Regions from separate parts of the Homo sapiens genome. Here region 1 is linked to region 2. A link is a loop called in an ENCODE intact Hi-C map of the cell type or tissue named here. Cell type or tissue: ascending aorta. All regions are shown on one strand. Each heading gives the region's core, and the rest is flanking DNA. Links, peaks and the distances in the headings are about the cores only.

The links. A loop is a pair of places that touch in the nucleus more often than their neighbours do. Peaks named below come from ENCODE experiments on the same cell type or tissue, not always from the same donor. Only the 100,000 strongest peaks of a DNase experiment are listed, where the experiment ranks them.
Region 1: it touches region 2 in a loop (2.3-fold over the local background); 1 of 110 quality-filtered maps calls a loop at or near these places.

Annotation. Positions count from the first base shown.
Region 1 is chr18:70,182,458-70,187,846 of GRCh38, forward strand. All of the region lies in intron 10 of RTTN (rotatin), which reads right to left. Among named protein-coding and RNA genes, the nearest start is that of RTTN, 21 kb to the right of the region's middle. In ascending aorta, for the core only: no CTCF peak of the experiment used is centred there; no DNase peak of the experiment used is centred there.
Region 2 is chr18:70,045,133-70,050,521 of GRCh38, forward strand. It overlaps RTTN (rotatin), which reads right to left. Exons shown (of 49, transcript NM_173630.4): 40 at 2,839-3,056. Among named protein-coding and RNA genes, the nearest start is that of CD226, 100 kb to the left of the region's middle. RefSeq lists an enhancer at 2,422-3,621. In ascending aorta, for the core only: no CTCF peak of the experiment used is centred there; a DNase peak (open chromatin) is centred at 3,179.

The DNA of each region.
Region 1 (5,389 bases), core at 135-5,134, 140 kb after region 2:
TTTGATTCTACTGCCCTGACAAGGCAGCAAAAGGGAAGGGAGGAAGGGAGAGGGGAAGGAAGAAAGGGAGAGGAAGGAAGACCAGACATTAGGAATTCACATTAACAGAAGAGATAGAATGCCAAATCTTCAAGGAAGGCAAGGTTATCAGATGACAATTTCAAAATGAAAGATATTAAATGACAAATGATTTATGATATTTTGAAATGTTAAAAAAGATATGTTTTCCAGTTACATGGAGACATACTCTGGTATTCCATAGATCTCTTAAATATTATGTTGTAATATAACATTCTTAAGGCTACTACTGTACACATGTTGATTACTCATGCAAAATATTACTTATCAAAACACTTCTTACAAAAAAAACAAAATTTAATTCCATATTTTCTAAAATTATCTACTCTACTGAAATACAAACAGCAAAAAACAAGGTATCCTGAACTCTCCACACTTTGAATGATTATTCTAAAGTTGATCCAGAATTTTCACTCTAGATAAATGTACATTTAAGCTCCTAATAACTCACAGATAGGCCAGTTGCTTAAATGACATAATTAAAAACTTTACGTAAAACTTCCAATTCTGGCCATGAAATAATAACAAGGACATCTCCTGTCCTTCCCCAGAAATCAACTAGAAAGTGGCATAGTGTCATTGCAGGACTGTGATGCCAGAGAGAAGGAAAATAAGCAATGAGAGTCCTACTATACCTGAAAACAATTACTGTACAGCAAACACAGGCAAGAGAAATCCAAAGAGTCTGACAGTCTCGATGACTTTAGGAGATGAAGATGCCTGTGGAAGCTGACATGGTTAGGAATTGTGGGAGAGCTATGCAAAGAAAGAATTTCAGAGACCTAAACAAGTTTCCACCCAGACCATGCTGAGATTAGGTGGCTTAGATTATAGGTAGATACTCTGTAAATACAGGCCAAAGATGATTACTGAGATTTAAATTGAACAACTCCCAGGGCTCACACAAGACAATAAAACTCAGTCTTCAACCAGGCAGAGTAGACAGTCATCAATCATCACTTTGGACATTCAATAGAGGTCCCAAAGGATCACATCTCAGGAGCAGAGTTTAACCCCAAGCAAAGGTTCTTCTAGATCAGGGTTTCTCAACCTTAACACTTCCTCAAGGTTTTCTGACATCTTGAGCTAAAACATTCTTTGTTGTGGTGAGCTGTTCTGGCTTCTATCTACTAGAAGCCAGCAGCACCACTCCAGGTGTGACAATCAAAAATGGCTCCCGACGTTGCCAAACATCCTCTGGGAAGCAAAATTACCCCCCAGTTGAAAACCACTATTTTAGACCCATTCTAGCAAAATTTTTTAAAGTCTTGAGAAAATGAAACTGCTCTACAAGTAACATAACCACCTGTCAGCCTCAAACTTCTGGGTTCGAGTGATCCTCCTGCCTCAGCTTTCCAAATAGCTGGGACTATAGGTATGCACCTACATGCCCAGCTAATGTTACTAATTTTTGAAGAGACAAGATCTTACTTTGTTGCCCAGGTTCATCTCAAGCTCCTGGCTTCAAGTAATGCTCCCATGCTGGCCTCCCAAAGTGCTTCAGAACCCTCCCAAAGTGCTTCTAAAAGGGTAAAATAAAAAATCAAGACACTCAACATGGTAACATTGAAAAGGTCCAGCATCCAATCAGAAATTACTACACATATCAAATATTAAGATCCATAAAGAGAAAAGTCAGCCAGTGGACAAGACCCAAAACTGAAATACTCAAATGTATAAGACCTATACACTGACAACTTCAAAACAATGCAGAGACAAATTAAAGAGCTAAATAAGGCTGGGCACAGTGGCTCATGCCTGTAGTCCCAGCACTCTGGGAGGCCGAGGCAGGCAGATCACCTGAGGTCAGGAGTTCGAGACCAGCCTGGCCAACATGGTGAAACCCTGTCTCTACTAAAAATACAAAAAAATTAGCTGGGCACATGCCTGTAATCTCAGCTACTTGGGAGGCTGAAGCTGTAGTGACAGTCACTTGAACCCGGGAGGCGGACAGTGCAGTGAGCCAAGATCATGCCACTGCACTCCAGTCTGGGTGACAGAATGAGATTCCATGTTAAAAAAAATAAAAATAAAAATAAATAATGAGCTAAACAAGTGAAGACATATATATGGTATTCATGGATCAGAAGATTCAATACTATTAAGATGTCAATTTTTCCTGAATTGATCTACAAATTCAACTCAATTCCATTCAAAACCACAGCAGGTTTTTTTTTTTTTTGTGTGTGTGTGTGTGTGTGTGTGTGTGTGTGTGTGTGTGTGGTGGCGGGCGCCTGTAGTCCCAGCTACTTGGGAGGCTGAGGCAGGAGAATGGCGTGAACCTGGGAGGTGGAGCTTACAGTGATCCGAGATGGCGCCACTGCACTCCAGCCTGGGCAACAGAGCGAGGACTACATATCAGAAAAAAAAAACAAGAACAAAGTTGAAGGACTTATACTACCTTATTTCAAGACTTACAATAAGCTTCACTATAGCTAACTATAAGCCTTCACTATAAGCTACAATAATTAAGTCAGTTGGGTATTGGCATCATAAGAGAAAACCGATCAAATAGATTCCAGAAGTAAACCCACATATAGTTAGTTGGTAAGGAATTCAGGAAAGAAAGGACAGTCATTTGAACAAATAGTGCTGAGAAAATAATTGTATACCCATAAAAAAAAAAGTTCATTCCTTACCTTGTGCTAGATACAAAAATCAACTCAAAATTAATCAAAGATATAAAACCTAAAACATATGTAATAATTCTAAAAGAAAGCATAGGAAACACTCTTTGTATTCCAAGTTAGGCAAAGATTTCTTAGATAAAATATCAAAAGCATGATCCATAAAAGAAAAACTAAGAAACTGAACCTCATCAAAATTAAGTTTTTCTGCTCTTCAAAAAGCTAAATGATCATCTCAATAGAGACAAAAGATTTGGCAAAATACAATAATCATTCATGATCAAAACTTTCAACAAACTAAGAATACATGGAACTTCCTCAACTTTATAAAGGCATCTACAAAATACAAATGTACTAGAGCTAATCTTGTATTTAATGGTGAAAGATCGAATGCTTCCCTCTAAATCATGAAGAAGGCTCTCACCACATCCATCCAACATTATACTAAGGCTTCTAGCCAGGGCAATTAGGCAATTTAAAAAAATTAAAGGTATCCAGAGTGAATAGAAAGAAATAAAACTGTCTTTATTCACAGATAAGATGATCTTAAAACTGTTTTTATTCACAGATAACAAGATTTTATAGATAGAAAATCCTAAGGGATCTACCAGAAAACAAAACAAAACAAAAAAAACTACCAGAACTAGTAAGTTCAGCAAGGCCACCAAATAGACGATCAATACACAAAAATCAATTGTATTTCTATATACTAACAATGAGCAATCCAAAAACTTTTAAAATTTTCATTCACAATGGCATTGAAAAGAATACTTAAGAATAAGTGTTTTTTTAAAAAAAAACCTAGACTTGCTCTCTAAAAATTACAAAAGATGCTCATAATCATCAGTCACTAGGGAAATGCAAATTAAAACCCACTAAGATACCATTGCACATCTATCAGAATGCCCTCTCCCCCCCAAAAAAAAAAAAAAAACTGAACATAATAGATGTTGAAGATGTGGAACAACTGGAATGTCCATAGGAATGTTATTTGTAATAACTAGAAACAACCCCATTGTCCACCAACAGGTGAATGGATAAACAAATTGTGGTATGTCCACACAATGTAATACTACTCAGAAATAAAATGAATAAACTACAGTAAGCCTTCACTTAACTTGGTCAACAGGTTCTTGGAAACTGACTTTAATGAAACAGCATTACAAGTTCCATGCCATTTCACTAAATGCTGATGAGAAAAAATAACTGGGTTTGTTATAAGTCAGTTTGCTTAAAGTCACAGTTTCCGAAAACCTATCTATGATGCCAAGTGAGGAACTGCTGTACTACTACATAAACAACATGGCTCAGCCGGGCGCGGTGGCTCGCACCTGTAATTCTAGCACTTTCGGAGACCAAGGCAGGCAGATCACTTGAGGCCATTCTACCATAAAGACACATACATGTGTATGTTCACTGCTGCACTATTCACAATAGCAAAGACATGGAATCAACCTAAATGCCTATCAATGGGAGACTGATTAAGGAAAATGTGGTACATACACACCAATGAATACTATGCAGCCATAAAAATGCATGAGATCATATCCTTTGCGGCAACATGGATGGAGCTGGAGGCCATTATCCTATGCAAACTAATCCAGAAACAGAAAACCAAATACACATATTCTCACTTATAAGTGGGAGCTAAACAATGAGAACACATGGACCCAAAGAGGGGAATAACAGACACCAGGGATTACTCGACGGCAGAGAGTGGGAGGAGGACCACAAAAATTACCTATCGGGTACTAGGCTTATTACCTGGGTGACAAAATAATCTGTACACCAAACCCCCATGACACAGTTTACCTACATAACAAACCTGCACACGTACCGCTGAAGCTAAATAAAAGTTTTTTAGAAAAACAGCATGCCCACTTAAATAAATCTACCCTAGAGACATACCTGCACATTTATGAAATAGCATAAGCCCATTATTCTTTGTACATAATTTATATTAACAATAATATCCATCAAGAGACTAGGTTAACAAATACACAACGAAGCATTTGCTACCTATAAAAAAGAACGAGAAAATCTCACGTATAGATAGATAGGGAATAATCCTCATACCTACTATTCTATGCACATAAGACGTATTTTTAAGTTATAAAAACAGGGTGCAAAACAGTGTCTATAATATACCACCTTTTATGCAGGATGGGGAGAGGATAAGAATCTACATACTTAGTTGCTTACATTTGCAAAAATAAAATAAAAATAGAAAAAAATAGCCAGAAAATAAAAATGACTACCAATAAGGAAAACATCTTAAAGGTAACTGGATGGGAGAGAGGCATCTCTGAGCTACATTTTTATGAAGAAAAAACAATTCCCAATAGTGAAAACAAACAAAAAAAAATCTAACTGTATGCTGAATGGGTAACGGTAGCTTTAAGGCACAGTATTTTGACTGTATATCCTTAGTGAGATTAGTCTATCTCAAAAAGAACTGCCAGGAAATCTTGAACTTTTCATTAGAATTGTTCATAGCAATGTTAATATTGCTGTTCTGAAACTATCTTATGTATGTTTAAGGTCAAAGCTAATAAGCAATTATGCTGATATTGCTAGGAACGAAGACTTTCTACAAGCGCAAGGATAAGAAATACAAATTTAAAATAAGAAAAATAGCAATAAACTCACGATCTTTAAAAATACGTATTTCCTAATTGTTCCTG
Region 2 (5,389 bases), core at 204-5,203:
GATGTAAGTATGAATACTTTCAACATGTATCCCCTATGGGATACTGCTATAAAGCACCATTTAAAAGATAACTCTGACCAGACATTTAACTGAAGTTCCAATACAGTGATTTGTTAGGAGGATGGAGATTTTAGAGGCAGCTGAAACTTAGTAATAATGTAATAAAAGCCTATCATTTTGCACTTGAAGAACTGAATCCCAAGAAGTTAAGTGATTTGCCTAAGGTCCCATATCAAATGTTTTTTGAGTATGATTTTACAGAAAACTTAGACCTTTGAAAGACATCAATTTTAGAATATAATTTCTTCAGATAATTTAAAGACTGTAATTTACTTTGCTTCATACAGCACCTGGCCCAAACCACAGCCTCCATGGACATATAGTAAGCTACATTTATTACTTATCAAAACGTGTTGCTGTTGAATGTATTCTAATAATATTTTAATTCACATATCCTATTTCTATAAGGCAAAGAAAACAGTGTTTGTAATTTAATAGGCCCATTAACTGTCCCAACTTACATTAGGTACACATTTTGTCATGAGTGTGCCAGGAGTATACTTCCTCTCTTCACTTTCTTTGTCTTAAACTTGCCTGTGCCTTTCTAACAGATGTCATGTATCCAAATTCTACTGCTTACACGAACACAAAGAGTATGATTTATTAGGAAACATGGTTTAAATAATTGGTTAATGTATCCATACCCTCACAAAATACGTGATTTGTAATTTAGAGAAATAAAGAGGAAAATTAGCTAGTCATTAGGAAAATCATTGAGATATTCTGTGACTGTAGGCTATCTCATTTTCTTTGTCCAAAAAGGTAACAAAAAAATTATAAACAAAAGCTTTTATAATGAATAATATTACAAAGTATTAGGTAAAAATAAGGGCAAGGTAAATTTCACAAATTCCTCTAGCACAGATTTTTTTTTTCCTGCGTATACTATTATAAACTGATTCATTACCCTACATGGATCCATATGCATCATGAGTCTCATCAGAGACCCTTCAAACACAGCACCACAAACAACATTAAAGAGTTGGGAAATAAAATAGCCCTGGCTTTGCCTGGCTGGAAGTCTTTAAATTTCCCAGGTCCAGGAGGATTGGTTGCAGGACACCCACAGTCATCCATGCAGAGCCAGGCTCCCACACCTATTGCCATTTTGGCCTCAGCAGGGAGGGCAGGGCCCAGCACACTGCCCTCACTGCACTCAGTCCTCTGAGTGAAGTCACTGAAATTCTCTGACGAGCCAAGTGTGTCAGCAAGAGCAAAAGCCTTTCCCCAAGCAGTACCGTGCTCCAACCAAAGCCAAAGTTGGGAAATTTATAATTAAATTACATAGGGGTTGTGGTTGGGAGACTTTTGAAAAGGTTTGAATTTTCCTCCTTACAACATTCTTTAAAGTGCAAAACTGGAGACTCAGTTAATCATTGGGAAATAAAGTCTGTTGTTCTGATGGGGAATGAGAAAACTGGGACAACGTCCAGTTTTTGTTTTCAACTAAGAAAATTTGAGTGAACTGACAGTGAGGTAGTAGGTACAGGAAAGCTATGGCCTCCCAAGAATAAGAGGCTTTTAGAGAAATGCTTTGAGGAACGCTTCTCCCCTAGAGCTCTATCCAGGCTTCTGAAGGCGCTGCTGGAGATGGATGAGAAAATGGGGGATGCCTTAACAGGCTTCTTATCTATGCTGGAAAGGTAACCAGATTTTGTAGCACAAGGGAGACAAAGTCCCCTGAGGACCCTGTGACACTCTCCACAGGACAGCTCCTGGGTGAACCAGGAAGCATTTTCTTCTTACTGGCAATCCTTTCTGCATCTCAACATCATCAAGCCTTGTGCCCAAAATGCACAAGCAGTCATACCAGAAATATCTGCATGATCATGACTCTCACAGGCAAAGAAGTGGGTAAAAATCTCCAAATTCTAAGCAACAAAGGGACTATAACAAATCAGCACAGGAACAATCTTCTAAGCAACAAAGGAATTATAACAAACCAGCACACAGACAATCTTCTATCTTTGCCAAACGTGGCTGGCTGATTGGGAAGCTGAAGCAAATTCTTCAATCAACAATTCTACTACTTTTCTGCCTTTCAGTGAGAAGACAAAAATCATAAAACCACATGATTAAAAAGAATAATTCTAAATACTGAAAAATCTAAAAATATTCCTATTTGTAAAAAACAATGTACAACTTTAACTTAGTAAACACACAGTTTTTAAAAAATTACTCATCTACTTATAAAATAATACTTTAGTGATTTTAGAATGTTTTCTGATTAACAAAATTCTTGATTCACATTTTAGACTGTAAACATAATTTTATAAGATAAAACAGGCAACAGGGCTTGGAAAGGGGGCATTTTCTTCCAAATGTGCCAGACAAGTCCACTTACCTATACATGTAACCAACCCCAAAAATCTGTGGTCCATTTCTAGAAATCAAATGTCACTTAGAATATATTTTCAGAGACGTAGATATATCTTTAAAATTACAATAAATTTTGAACCATAACTGCATTTCTGAAATATATCCATTTTGGTCATGATATGAAACACTGTTTTGATCAACTGTTAGATTTAGATTAGTAATATTTCACTTCAAATCTTTACATCATATTCACTGAAGAAACTGGTCAACATAAGCGGGTGGGGCTAAGGAGGAGATAGTTAATTTAACTTTATAAACTTTTGTATCATTTAAACAGTCATAATAAGCATTACTATTTCTTAATTTAAATGACTGAGACAGTTTTTAACAAGACCATGACTGAAAGTCAATTTATTTAAACGCTAAATAAAGTTTTTGAAAAACCAAGAAATGACGTACCTGAAGGATTACATCACTAAGTTGTTCTAGAGATTTCTGATTTTCCTGAGAGTCATCAAGAAGTGAAGCCACTGTTGGACTACAGCATAAATGTGTTTTGCTCTTAGCCTGGAGATGCCCTTTTGCTTCTTCGGTCAAGAGAACAGAAAGGAATTGCAAGCTGGCAGTATACAGGGCAGGACACGTGGCAGACAAGCCTGCACATGTGCAGAACATATCTAAAGGAATAATTTCAGATGTGAATGTTTGAAAATTTCTTCAAAATTCAACAAAAAGGAAATCAAGTTGATTTTAAAGTAACTATACTCTGGATCATCTAGATTACCAACTTGTGTGATTGTGTTGCAACTGTTAAAGGAGCTGGTGCCAACCAGAACTTAAAAGCAAGACTTAGTATGCAGTGTTGGCACAATGTACAAACAAATATTTCATAGCAGTTCAGACAGCACATGAGTGGTCATGAACTGATTCACAAACTTAATACAGAGTGGAAAGAACAGACCAAACTGAAAGGAATTTACACTGAAACAGTCATTATTAATTTCCTGTTGTGAGAACTGATTTTGTTTAATCAAAATTACATGTGTTGTTTTACATTTTATAAACTTGAAAAATTGGATTTATAATTTTGTTTGATTTTATATTTTAGATTTATGCTTGTGTGATAATTATAACCATAAAAATTTTTACTTAGATTTTGGCTTGTACAAATTAAAGTTACATAAGAAAAATAAAGTAGTCAGCAGTAGGGTTTCATGAGAATTATGTTCATTTAAATGATGTCCAAATATTAGTCAAGTTCGAGAAAAGACTCTTATAGATAACACAAGTTACGGAGTGACCACGACATGTTTTAAATGTATATGGGCATATGAGATGGCAATTGATTTAAAAAAATAAAAATAAACAAAAATAAAACCATGGCAAAAAAAATGATAATTGTTATTAATGTTTTCATTAACATTACTATTATGAAAACCATTTATGCAGTAAGTTACTTTTGATTAGTACTATTATTACATAAAACTGTACACATATTTTGAAGGAAGGTTTTGAATTTAATATGTATTTATTTTATCACTAAAGAAATAGTGTTAGATAAATAAGTTTAAGTCAGAGGTCAGCAAACTTTTTCTGTAAAGGTCCAAGTAGTAAGTATTTTATACTCTGCAGGTAACTGGCTTTTTCACAACTATTCACCTCAACTTTTGTAGCATGAAAGCAGCCATATGCAATATGTAAGTGAGTGTGGCTATGTTCCAATAAAACTTTATTTACCAAAACAAGCTGCAGGCCAGATTTATCTAATGTGGGTAGCATCATGCTTTCTATTGATATTATTGGTGATTCAGGTGATAAACTAATTTTCCCCCAATAAATACAAGAAGAAAATCCCAATGTCTTAATCAGTCAATCTCTTTCAATTATTATATTTTAAACAAAATAATGATATCCTACGTGGACACTGTACTCCATGGTAGACTCAGAACTCCTACATCCAGAAAATTAACAATTCTGTTCCTTGTTAAACATGCATTTGCCATAATTCTTACTATCGCTTTGGTTAAAAATTGTATCATGCATTTAAGTTTACTGAATGATCAAATGATAAAATAAATGTTAAAAAAAATCGGTCAGTTGAATTAGCAGGTACTTTGGAAGCTTAAAATAACTCAATTTTGAGTACATTTAAGTAGGTTGTTTAAAAAGGTTACATAAATGTCAGTTATGAATATTTATGTTAAAAAACAGCTTTTTTCTATGCTAAAATTTAGGAGGCTTCATGAAAAATTAAAGATTAGTTATTTTAAAATAATCATGTTTATTTTAGTGGGCAACTATCATGAAAAACATAAAAATAATTATACTATACTCTTGGCATTTCTGTACTATAAGAAAATTCTGATGTGATGAGAAAGTTATTTGTATCCTAACTTTCCATGTTATCATGTATACCAGATTTTATATATGAAGATGTATCCACATACAATGTACATATGTCAGAAAGGATACTGGTTTCTATACCAACACAGTAAAATTTATCTCATTGTTTTATAATCATATCATATGTACCTTTATAAAACCACAGGCTTACAACTGACAAATGGGATCTAAACTAAAGAGCGTCTGCATAGCAAAACAAACTATCATCAGAGTGAACAGGCAACCTACACAATGGGAGAAAATTTTTGTAATCTATCCATCTGACAAAGGTCTAACATCCAGAATCTACAAGGAACTTAAACAAATTTACAAGAAAAAAACAAACAACCGCATCAAAAAGTGGGCGAAGGATACGAACAGACACTTCTCAAAAGATGACATTTATGCGGCCGACAAACATGAAAAAAAACCCATCATCACTGGTCATTAGAGAAATGCAAATCAAAACCACAATGAGATACCATCTCAGGCCAGTTAGAATGGTGATTATTCAAAAGTCAGGAAACAACAGATGCTGGCGAGGATGTGGAGAAAATGGGAACACTTTTACACTGCTGGTGGGAGTATAAGTTAGTTTAACCATTGTGGAAGACAGTGTGGCAATTCC